Linked DNA regions of Homo sapiens: region 2 is linked to region 1. Evidence: chromatin loops called from intact Hi-C (ENCODE). Cell type or tissue: IMR-90. All regions are shown on one strand. Links, peaks and the distances in the headings refer to the core of each region. The heading gives the core; the rest is flanking DNA.

Region 1 (5,372 bases), core at 235-5,234:
ATCGTTTCAACGTACCCCCCTCATTTCTTGGAATCTCTCCTGTGACCAAAGATGAACAAAATTATACATCACTAAAGAGGAAAACAAACTGCTGGGGAGACTACTCAGCAGCCTGATTTGAGGAGTATTTGGGAAGGGCAGCCTTCCTGTGGTATGGGAGTCTTTCTGTCCGCCACCTCGCCGGGACAGAAGTCACTCCATCCGCACCCCCGGGCGACCTCCGGAGGCCGCAGCTACCCCCGGGCTGCGAATTCCGAGTTCTCTCACGCCCCCGCGGGCGCCAGGACGCAGGGCATGTCCGCGCCCGGCGGGGATCCTTATCTCCTGGCCCCGGAGTAGGTCCGCAGGCTTCTCGGCCCTGCCAGGAACTTGAGGCCGGGGCAGATGATTGACTGGGTCCAGCAGTCTCTGCTGGCAGGGCAGTTGAAAAGCTAGAGGGATCTCTTTTTTGGTTGAATACCTGAACCCACACTAGCACCATGGCTTCTCTCTCTTGCCTGTAGTTTCCCGTGTCCTAAAAAGTTGGTCCCAAAGTTTAAGGATGCGGGTGTGTGTAAGAGCGCGTGTGACCCGCACAGGGATCCCAGTTGGGGAACCGGAGGATCCCACCGTCCCCCTCCCCCGGGTCGCAGAGACCCTGGCAGACCCCGCGCCAGGACCCGAACCCGCAAGCGCAGGGCAGGCAGGGAGGCGGCGAGCGCCCCGGGGCGGGTCTCGGGGGTTTCAGTGGGACCTGCGGCAAGGGGGGCGGCGAACCAGCCGGGCTGGGTGACCGACAGCCTGGCCAGCCACTGGCCGAGGGCGGTTAGGAGGCTTAGGGCCGGCGCGAGTGCGTGCGCGTGTGCGTGAGTGTGAGCGCCAGGGTGAGTGTGGCAGCCTCCCCAACCCCCACCTGTTTGAAATGGTTTTCAAATGCCAAAGCCAGATTGCCCGGGTTTCAAAAGTTGCAAACAGTTGGAGTAAAACACGTGTGCGGCCCTCCAGCCCCAAAGGAATCCGCGGAGTCCAGGGCACTGAAAGAAAAGGAGAGAGGATAGGGGTTCAGGAAGGGTTGGGGGGGAGTTGCCTTCTCCCGGCAGGTCGGTTTTAGGACCCATCGGGAAGCACGTTGGAATCTCTCCCTTCGGGGAGGAGGGGAGGGGTGGGCCGGCCGGCTGGCGGCCGCGGGGCGCATGCGCGCGCGTCTCCTGTCGCCGGCCGCTGCGCTCCGCGGCGCGGAATAGAATGAACTGTAACAAAACAAGCCGAGCCTTTGTATCTGCTTAAAGGGGCCGCGAGCACTTACCTCCCGCCCTGCTCCCCGCCGCCCCGCCACCGCGTCTTCAGGGCTCCCGGCAACTGGCTGGAAGGGCTTCCCTCACCCTCAGTAACAGCCTGCCAGCGAGGAGAGGCGAGCCGGGCGGGAGGCAAAGAGGAGGCACCGCATTTGTAAAAGGCAAGAGAGAAAGGAAGGAAGGAAAAAAAAATAACCCGAGCGGCGCAGAGTGGACTCTGGTCCGGGAGAGCACGGGCGGGCGCCGGAACGTGGACCCAGAGGCACCGGAATGCAAACAAAGCTCGCGGGCGCCTGTGCGGGGCTCGCGGGGAAGCCCAGAAAGTTTGTTTTATGATGGCTTGAGTGCGCGAGCGTGTGCAGGGGAGCGAGGCTGCCAAGTTTCTCTCTCCTGTTTTGTGATTTGGGGAGAGATGTTTCTCCCATGAACAAGCGGAGGCTTGGGGGCTCGTGCTGTGGGGGGCACCTGTCTCTCGTTTTATTTTTTTGGAGGAGGGGTGTAACTCATCATGTCCAAAGTGATCCAGAAGAAGAACCACTGGACTAGCAGGGTTCACGAATGCACCGTGAAGCGGGGACCCCAGGGCGAGCTGGGGGTGACGGTGCTGGGAGGCGCGGAGCACGGGGAGTTTCCGTACGTCGGAGCGGTGGCGGCGGTCGAGGCAGCGGGGCTTCCCGGCGGCGGCGAGGGCCCGAGGCTGGGCGAAGGGGAGCTGCTTCTGGAGGTGCAGGGGGTCCGGGTGTCCGGCTTGCCCCGCTATGACGTGCTGGGGGTCATCGACAGCTGCAAGGAGGCCGTCACCTTCAAGGCCGTCAGACAAGGTAAGGCAGGGCGCGCCTTTGGGGGGCGCCCCGAGAAAAGGAGGGTGGTCTGTGGGCTGCCCCTTATTCTCGATTTCCTGCTTCCCTCCTCGGAGCGCAGTGAAGAGAAGTTGAGGCCGTGCGCCCTGTGGTGGCGGTGAAATACACAAAGTTGTTGCGAGGTTGAGGGTTGTTTGCCCACCTGCGTTTCGAAGAGGGGGCTGGGTTTGCGCAAGGTAGCGGGGGGACGTTTCTCAGGCCTGGCTGGCCAACCTGTTATCTCCGCCACTAAGTGCAGCGCAGTCTCGCCTGCACCCGAGAGAGAGTTGGGGAACTGAGTCAGGGGCATGGTGGACGCTGTCCTGGCTCCTTGGGGGAGGGATGCAGCTGGCGTTCTTTGGCCACGAGTCAGTTTCCATACCTGCTGAGTGGGTATACAGAAAGAGAGGGTCTGTAGTTTATTGGACCTCCCCCATCAGAAAATCTGCTTCACCCCGCGACCCCTCCAGGTGAGCTAGGACACCACTGCCTGGCGGTTCCTGAGCCCGCCGCCAGAAGAGCCTGCATTCACCCCTCAGCCGGATGACGCATGTGTCTCCACCGTGTGGCTCAGCCATACACTTGGGAGGGGGAGAGGGGGAAGGGGTGCTTGCTTTTAGCTCGAATCGGGTCCAAGTTTACCCTCCCACCACCACCATCATCGTCATTATTGATGATGAAAATGAAGCTACTATTCATTGTTGGTTTACTACATGCCCGGCTCTGTGTAAAATACTTTACTTGCACTATCTCACTCCGATTCACAACAGTTCTAAGAACGAGTTGTTCTTATTTATATACCCCAAATTAGAGATAAGGAAACTGGGATTGATACTGGTTAAGTGACTTGCTCAAGGTCACACAGTTGCCAAAAGCGAGGGTTTGAGCCCTTGCTGCAGAGCCTTAAGTATGGAGGAGGAAGGAGTGGGGGGATGACCCTACCGCACTGAAGGGGCTGATTCCTGAGGAGGGAGTGGAAGCAAATTCCTCTCTCAGAAATCTGTAGAGGCCTTTTAAAAGATGCATTTGCTGGCTGCTGGTGATGTAGGTCCCTTACATCTCACTTTGGTACAGACAAGGGGCTGTCCTCATGTCAACCCAATGGAGACCAGCTGAGGCCCTTAAAGGGCTCCCTTGTGCAAGCAAGTGCCATGACGCAGGTTCTCCCCAGTGAAAGCACCGAAGGAAGTCGTGAAGTTGAACATGGTGAAAAGTTCCCATGTGTTTCCATAAGGACAGGCAGCAGCTGGAGGAATGTGTCAAAGGAAGGGCTGGGCCTAGCTGGTCCTCTCTTGGAAACAGGCGTGCTCCAGATGAAATGGAGGAGGGGGCGGCCGACTCGCCTGGCCTTTTAGCAGCTTTGGGAGCTGAGGAGCTGACACTTAGCTATGGAAAGCTCCTTGTATTTATGACTTCATTCTCCACTGGGATACCTCCTCCAAGAAGCCCTCCAGAATCCTGCTAGGATGCACAAATTCTTCCTCCTTTGGGCTCCTTTAATGTCTACTTTGTGGCTTTTTTACTTACTCTGAACTCTGAGTTAGGTCCTCATTTCCATACAAGGTAGTGAGCTCATTAAAGGGAGAGATTGTGCCTCATTCCTGGCATACCTCTCCAGGTTTTGCTTGAGGTTCAAAACCTTTCCTGGCCTGACAATGCGTCTTCCTCACACTGGCTTTCCTGTGGGTATTACATAAGCTAACACGTGGAAAGTGCACCCAACAGTGCCTGTACATAGTAAGTGCTCCATAAAGATTAGCTATTTATGTTTGAATTGATTTTAGCAGCTATTTATTTCTGAAACTAGTTTTTAGTGTCAGGAACCTGGATAATTATGACTTGATAGGGCTGTAGAGAAAATACTGTGTGAAGGCATAGGATGGGAGCAGCTGCAGGTCTCAGTTCAGGACCATTTTGGAGAAAGGGTGGAGGAAGGACAGGCAAGGGTACCTGCCCAACTAGGGGGATGCCTCGCAGTGTCTAACGGGTCCTGAATAGGGGCTGGCTTGCAGTGTTTGCAGTGTGCAAGATGCTGCATGGGCTTGTGTCTCTTCCTTCCACTAGTTGCCAAATTTCTGGGAGGCGATGTCCCAGGGCTCTCTCATCATGGAGTTTAGGAAGGCTTGGTGAGATAATCAAGTGGGTTTGGAAACAGACACCTCTGAGTTGAAAGGAAACTGTAGTGTCTCCAGGTGTTAGCTCTCTTCACCCCTTGTGCACAGATTGTTCACAGCAGGGGCGAGTGTGTGGGTATGTTTCTGTGTGTGTGTGTATATGTATGTATGGATGGATGTACGTGAATCTACTTGTAATGGGATAGAAATATGATACTGATTGGGAAACCTGAATGGCCTGGAATTCATTGCAGTCTGAAAGTGACTATTTCATGTAATAATTACACAGGCACAGTTGGATCTTCTGACGTCTTCATTACCAGTAATGATGGCCCTAGAAACCATTTCACCAGTTTTCTGCTCCCTCTTCCATGTTGAGAATATGATTTAGATTGTATGACAGAATTGCTCTTAATGTGTCTTCATTACTGTGCCTTTTAAAGTCATATCAAGCAGGCTCATACTTGGTATATGGTAAAGAAAAATACTACTTTTGTGTTGTTTGCATCCCAAGTTAGCCACTTCCAGGGACACAGATCACTCTGGATACTGTCTACATGGTGGGAGAAAATTCTGTTTTTCTACTTCATGGCAGTTCTCTGGAAAGATACATGGACCAAAACTGTCTGTGACAGGACTGGATTGTGCAGGAATCAAACTCAATGGATCTGCCAGGTTGGACTTGGTTCATTTTAAATGGAGAAGACAGTCCTTTGTCAGGTTGGAGTTGGTTCATTTTAAGTGGGGAAGACAGTACTTTGTCATAAAATGCCTTTACAAAGTTATATATAATTATGTGTATTCAGGTATCATTTACCTATAGTAAAATGCATATCTTAGATATATAATTTGATGAGTTTTAAGCGATGTATGCACTCATGTTAATCACTCAAATGAAGATAGAGAACATTTTCATCACCCCAGAAATTTTTCTCATGTTCCTGTCCAGTTAATTCCCCCCTCCCCCTGCACCATAGATCTACCATAGAATAATTTTGTCTTCAACTTCATAAAAATGAACTAATGCAGTATGTACTCTTTTGTGTTTGGCTTTTGTTACTCAACAAAATATTTTGGAGATTTCGTTTTGTTGCATGTGTACTTCATTTGGTTCTTTTTTTATTGCTAAGTAATATTCCATTGTA
Region 2 (5,372 bases), core at 226-5,225, 150 kb after region 1:
TAAAGTATCTATTTAGAACAATATGGGAGGGGGTGTATCTCATTGTCCAGCATAATCCTATAATAACTGGTTACTTGTCACAAATTTGAATTGGAGCAACACGGGTATATATATATATATATATATATATATATATATATATATATATATATATATATATATTATACTTTAAGTTCTAGGGTACATTTGCACAATGTGCAGGTTTGTTACGTATGTATACATGTGCCATGTTGGTGTGCTGCACCCATTAACTCATCATTTACATTAGGTATATCTCCTAAAGCTATCCCTCCCCCTCCCCCCACCCCACAACAGGCCCCAGACAACAGGGGTTTGTATCCCAGTCTTCCAACACCTTAGGGCTATTGTCATGCATGTTGCTTGTCAAGTATTTTGCTGAATACTTTGGAGTATGGTTGCTTTTGTCACCCTTGGTTATATTGTGTATCACGTTGACTCCTGCAAAATAGTGGGGAAAAGTAACCTTGGTAATGTATAATTAACTTATGAAGTAGAAAATACTTCTGTCCCTTAATCTAACATTTTAGTTTGTTGGGGCTTATTGTGCTAGCAGCCCAGGCTTCTCTTCCCGTTGTGCTTTAAGGGTTTTATTGATGGTGCTTACCTAAGTCCTAGTTCAGTGATTGGTCAGTGATGGGTGGTAGCGCCTGGCATATTACCAGATTTGTAATAGGTGCTCAGTAAATGACTTCTTACCATTACAGTTATCTGTCTCATTCTTTAAAGAGCAAGTAGTTGTCCATGTTACAAACCCATTAGAATAGTTTTTTTCTTCTTGTTATTGGTTTCTTTCTTTCCTTTTTTTTTTTTTGTGTGTGTTTTTCTGTGACAGGGGCTCACTCAGTCGCCCAGGCTGAAGTGTAATGGCGCACTGCATCCTCTGCCTCCTGAGCTCAAGCTATCCTCCCACCTCAGCCTCCCAAGTAGCTAGGACTACAGGTGCATGCCACCGTGCCTGGCTAATTTTTGTAATTTTTGTAGAGATGGGGTTTTGCCGTGTTGCCCAGACTGGTCTTGAACTCCTGGCCTCAAGCAATCCTCCTGCCTGTCAGCCTTCACAAAGTGCTAGGATTAGAGGTGTGAACCACTGCCCAGGCTGGAATAGGTTTTGTTGTCTAAACAAACGAGGCGATACATTTTATTTTTGTTTTTCTTTCCAAGTTAATGTTTTGTGCTGTTCCAGCTGTCTATTGACAAGTACAATAGGAGGAGTTCAATCAATGTAGCTTATTGGGATAGTTCTAAAATTGGAATCTGGGTTGCCATTCCAGCTGTATGACTGGCCTTGGGCAAGATCCTTCAACCATAGTGGTTCTCAACTTGTACCTCTTATAAATGGATGGGCTGATATTTTGTGACTTGTTCAACTCCTGAGTTTTTGGCTATGTGAATCTGCTCGTTCTTTTAAAGAAGTGTTTGCGTTGGATGTGGTGTTAAAGTTGGAATGTTCTTGCAAGTCCTTTGGGAAATTTTGGTCCTTGGATCTGTGCTGGGCCTTGTTCAGACATGAAATGAGAAAAATATTGTTGAATTTTATAAAGCTTAATGTTTTGAAGTTGGATGCACAAGAACATGTTTCTGACCTCCTCGGTGTGTGTGTGTGCCTGTGTGTGAGTTGGGAAGGCATATGATGAGTTTTTTTGTTTGTTTGTTTTTTGTTTTGAGACGGAGTCTCGCTCTGTCGCCCAGGCTGAAGTGCAGTGGCGCTATCTCTGCTCACTGCAAGCTCCGCCTCCTGGGTTGACGCCATTCTCCTGCCTCAGCCTCCCGAGTAGCTGGGACTGCAGGCGCCCGCCACCACGCCCGGCTAATTTTTTTGTATTTTTAGTAGAGACGGGGTTTCACTGTGTTAGCCAGGATGGTCTCGATCTCCTGACCTCGTGATCCGTCCACTCGGCCTCCCAAAGTGCCGGGATTACAGGCGTGAGCCACCGCGACTGGCCGGCATATCATGAGTTTTTAATGTCATCTGGAGCTAAAAACTGGTTGCCCACTTTTATTTTTTTCTGTGAACAGCATGAGGTAGACATTAAGATAACAATCTGTTGAAAGGCACAAAGCTTGCTTGTGTGCTTTGGCTTTTATAAGGAACACTGCAGTGACCATCTTCATACATGTGGCAGCATCCTCATGCTTCTCTGTTGTGAACACATACCAATACATTTCTGTATATACCAGTACATTCTGCTTATCTTTTTGGTGTTGGCTCAGGTGGCTCCCCCTCCAGGAAGCCTTACCTGACAACCCCCCATGCCCCCATACTATGAGTGTAAATTTTCTCAATATAGTAGCTCTCAATAGATGGTAACTGACATTATTATTTTCCTTATTAGTACAGATTCTTTCACTGTTGTGTTACTTACTGTTATGTTAAGGCCTCCCAAGTTAAACTCCTGTGTTGCACTGACTTTGGAATGCAGACTACTGTTTCTGGCAGCAGCTTTTAGGCGAGTATTTCTCCCCTGCCTCACAGATGTTCAAAAGTTGGTTGGCATGAGCTTAGAATTTTTTGAACGTCACCAGTGGTATTCAAGAATAGTCATTACTATGACTCATGATGTAGCTGAATAGAGGAGAGAACAGAGAATCATGACTCTGTACTGAAAATGTTGAGTGTGTCGCTAAGCCCAGAAGAGAAAAGTCTGTGCAGATACAAAATATGTAGCAGCAACTGGTCTTCTAAAAAGACAGAAACAGAAGGGGTTCTTGCCTTTTTAAAGTGATGGATCTTTCCCATCTCCTTGCCCACATTCTCTCCTACATATCAGATGATTACTTTCTTTGCTTATTTAATTCAGCCATCTCACTCTGACCCATGGACATTATATCAGCCAGGTCAACTGAAGGATCACTCTGGATTAGTGTGGTGGTTTCAGTCTTTTAGAGGCTATGCTTCAGAAAGTTTCACAGATGCTTACTTAATATTAGTTGTACTTTTAGCGTCTCTTGGTTTTGGAAAACTGCTATGAATCTGATAATGAATAGTACTAGCCTATAGAGGTCATTATACATTATATCTTTGTAATATTATATTTGTTACATATGTATACATACACACATATATAAATATATACATAAACATACACACATATATGGCATCTGTATATTATAGAAAATACTTTTACTCACATTTTTTTAGCGCACAGATAATTTCTGGTGTACCTGTAGAATCCCAAACCCCTTGGAATAACCATTTTCCATCTGTCAGATTTTGTGGTTCATAGTTTTTGGGAGCATTGAATTGGAAGGTCTTGGGCATCCTGGCCAGTCTTCTGGCTTTTTTCTTTTTTTTAGAAAGGAGAAATTAAAGCTTTTAGTTCTTTAAACTCAGTATTTCATTTTTGAGTGTTTAAAAAAAATCTTAAAGATTCTTAAATGTGTATGTACTTGTGTATATGTGTGTGTTTAAGACTTGTGAATCCAGTTGCTAGTTTTAATTCTAAATCTCCTTTCATTTCTAATGTCATTAAAAATTTTATCCCATTTACTACTTGTATAATTTTATTTTCTTAACATCTGCCAGTGGTAACTTGCAATGTATTCCAACATGTTTTTCTTCTTAACGTAGCCTCATAGGAATTCTTTTGGACATAAAGGTTTATAATGGGCCTCTTGAATACTTTGGTTGCCAATGCTAGACATATACTAATTCCCTGCTCAGTACTTCCCTTGGCTCTGACTCTGAAGATGAAAGACATAGTCTTCCTTTCTCAACCTCTCCTTGACTATTCTTGTGCTTTTGTAAAGTTATTGAGATGGGTTCTGATGCTTCATATGGCTTCTTAGATTTTAAGTCCTGTCACCATTAGGAAAAATCTGTTCTAGGAATGTTTGAAGTTCAGGGCCTTCACACACAATTATGTAGCAGCTTTCTTACCATCAGGTTGGATAGTGGGAATTGTTTTCACAGTAGAGAGAAGGTAATTTCGCTAATCAACTGGGCACCTTTTATAAAGATTGGGTTTTGCTGATCTCAAAAAATCTTAGTTTGGTGATAGGTTCTTTATGAAACACAGAATATACCATATTGAACTAATATCAACTTGAATGATACAGTCAGTTATTGAGAGTGTAATATACAGGTTCTAATAGTTGCTAACGATGAATATGATGTTAATGTTTGTTTTATGTGCATGATCATTTAGGATACTGTATCTATGCTGTTCTCTTGTGTGGAAATAAATTCAATGAATAATAGGTCACTCAGTAAGTGAGATAATGGGCAATGTACCATATCCTCATGTGGTCTTGAAAGCTTTAAGACATTGATCGAAGCTCAAAGATGAACTGACTTACTATCCAAATTGAAAACACTGTGCCTTAGATAATAGTGGTGTCCTATGATTGTGAGCTTATTAACGTCCTAACCAGACATAGAATTTTTATTTTTCTGTCTCTTTAGTTTTTCATGAGTTTTATGTTTACTGTCTCTGTCTAAGAGAAATTGTGGTATTTGGTAAAGGTAAGGAAGTTAAAGAAATAGATACAGGTTTTATGGTATGTTATAGTTTTTTTTAATGCACAGTAGAAGTTACAGGTTTATGAATTTACATCCCAGAATTCAGAAGGCTGTGGTTTTATTTGTAGATAGAAATCTTATTTCCCCCTCTTGCCCCTGCCCTTTTTTTTTTTTTTTTCTGGTATCAGTCTGCTGTACAGAGTTCTAATATGTGCTTTATTTTTGTAGTTTTTGTGTATTACTAAAGTAATACATGTTTGTGGCAAAAATTCAAATAAAACACAGGAATATAAAGTAGAAAACTAAATTTTTCCTGTTATCTCCTTCTGTTCTCAACCTAAAATTCTAATCCTCCAGAGGCAACCAGTTTGGGATATATTTTTTCAATTTTTCTATACAGATAAAAATATGCATATGATCTTTGGAATCTTTTTTTGAGATGGCATACATACTTATTTTACTCATGTCTGAGAATCTTGGTTTCAACTTAGACTATTCTTAATCAGTATTTTATATTTATTTTAAGTGCACCTTGTATTTTATGAGTTTGCACAGAAGCCTTTGACATTAACTAGGTACTTTATTTTCTTAAATTATTAAGAAATGACAGTGGTGTATACCCATTCTGAAATGTTTTTTGGAGAAGAGATGTGTAGGATCAGGTAGGAGAAATTAATAGTTTACTGGTTCAATACTGGTTATTTTGTTCAAGCTTTCTGTGTATCAGCCAACATATAGGTTTGGCTGCATTAGCAGTTACCTCAAATCACAGTGGCTTCAATATAGTAGAAGTTCATTTCTACCTTATGTAACGGTCTAGCCATGTAACAGTCCTACGCTACTGTGATTCTGCAAGGTTGGGGACTGAGATTCTGTCTCATATATTGCTCTG

Evidence for each region. Hi-C counts contacts between places; a loop is a spot of excess contacts. Peaks named below come from ENCODE experiments on the same cell type or tissue, not always from the same donor. Only the 100,000 strongest peaks of a DNase experiment are listed, where the experiment ranks them.
Region 2: it touches region 1 in a loop (7-fold over the local background); 16 of 110 quality-filtered maps call a loop at or near these places.

The regions. Positions count from the first base shown.
Region 1 is chr3:66,034,719-66,040,090 of GRCh38, reverse strand. MAGI1 (membrane associated guanylate kinase, WW and PDZ domain containing 1) reads left to right here and starts at 1,173. Exons shown (of 23, transcript NM_001033057.2): 1 at 1,173-2,095. The coding sequence starts at 1,783. LOC105377128 (a long non-coding RNA gene) reads right to left here and starts at 1,138. Exons shown (of 2, transcript XR_001740440.2): 1 at 893-1,138; 2 at 1-39. RefSeq lists a silencer at 1,086-1,205 and enhancers at 2,158-2,985, 2,986-3,813, 3,814-4,643. In IMR-90, for the core only: a CTCF peak has its summit at 2,686; DNase peaks (open chromatin) are centred at 800, 1,140 and 2,680; H3K4me3 peaks cover 3,904 bases; H3K27ac peaks cover 2,140 bases.
Region 2 is chr3:65,886,676-65,892,047 of GRCh38, reverse strand. All of the region lies in intron 1 of MAGI1 (membrane associated guanylate kinase, WW and PDZ domain containing 1), which reads left to right. All of the region lies in intron 2 of MAGI1-IT1 (MAGI1 intronic transcript 1), which reads left to right. Among named protein-coding and RNA genes, the nearest start is that of MAGI1-AS1, 4.5 kb to the left of the region's middle. In IMR-90, for the core only: no CTCF peak of the experiment used is centred there; a DNase peak (open chromatin) is centred at 2,507; H3K4me3 peaks cover 292 bases; H3K27ac peaks cover 400 bases.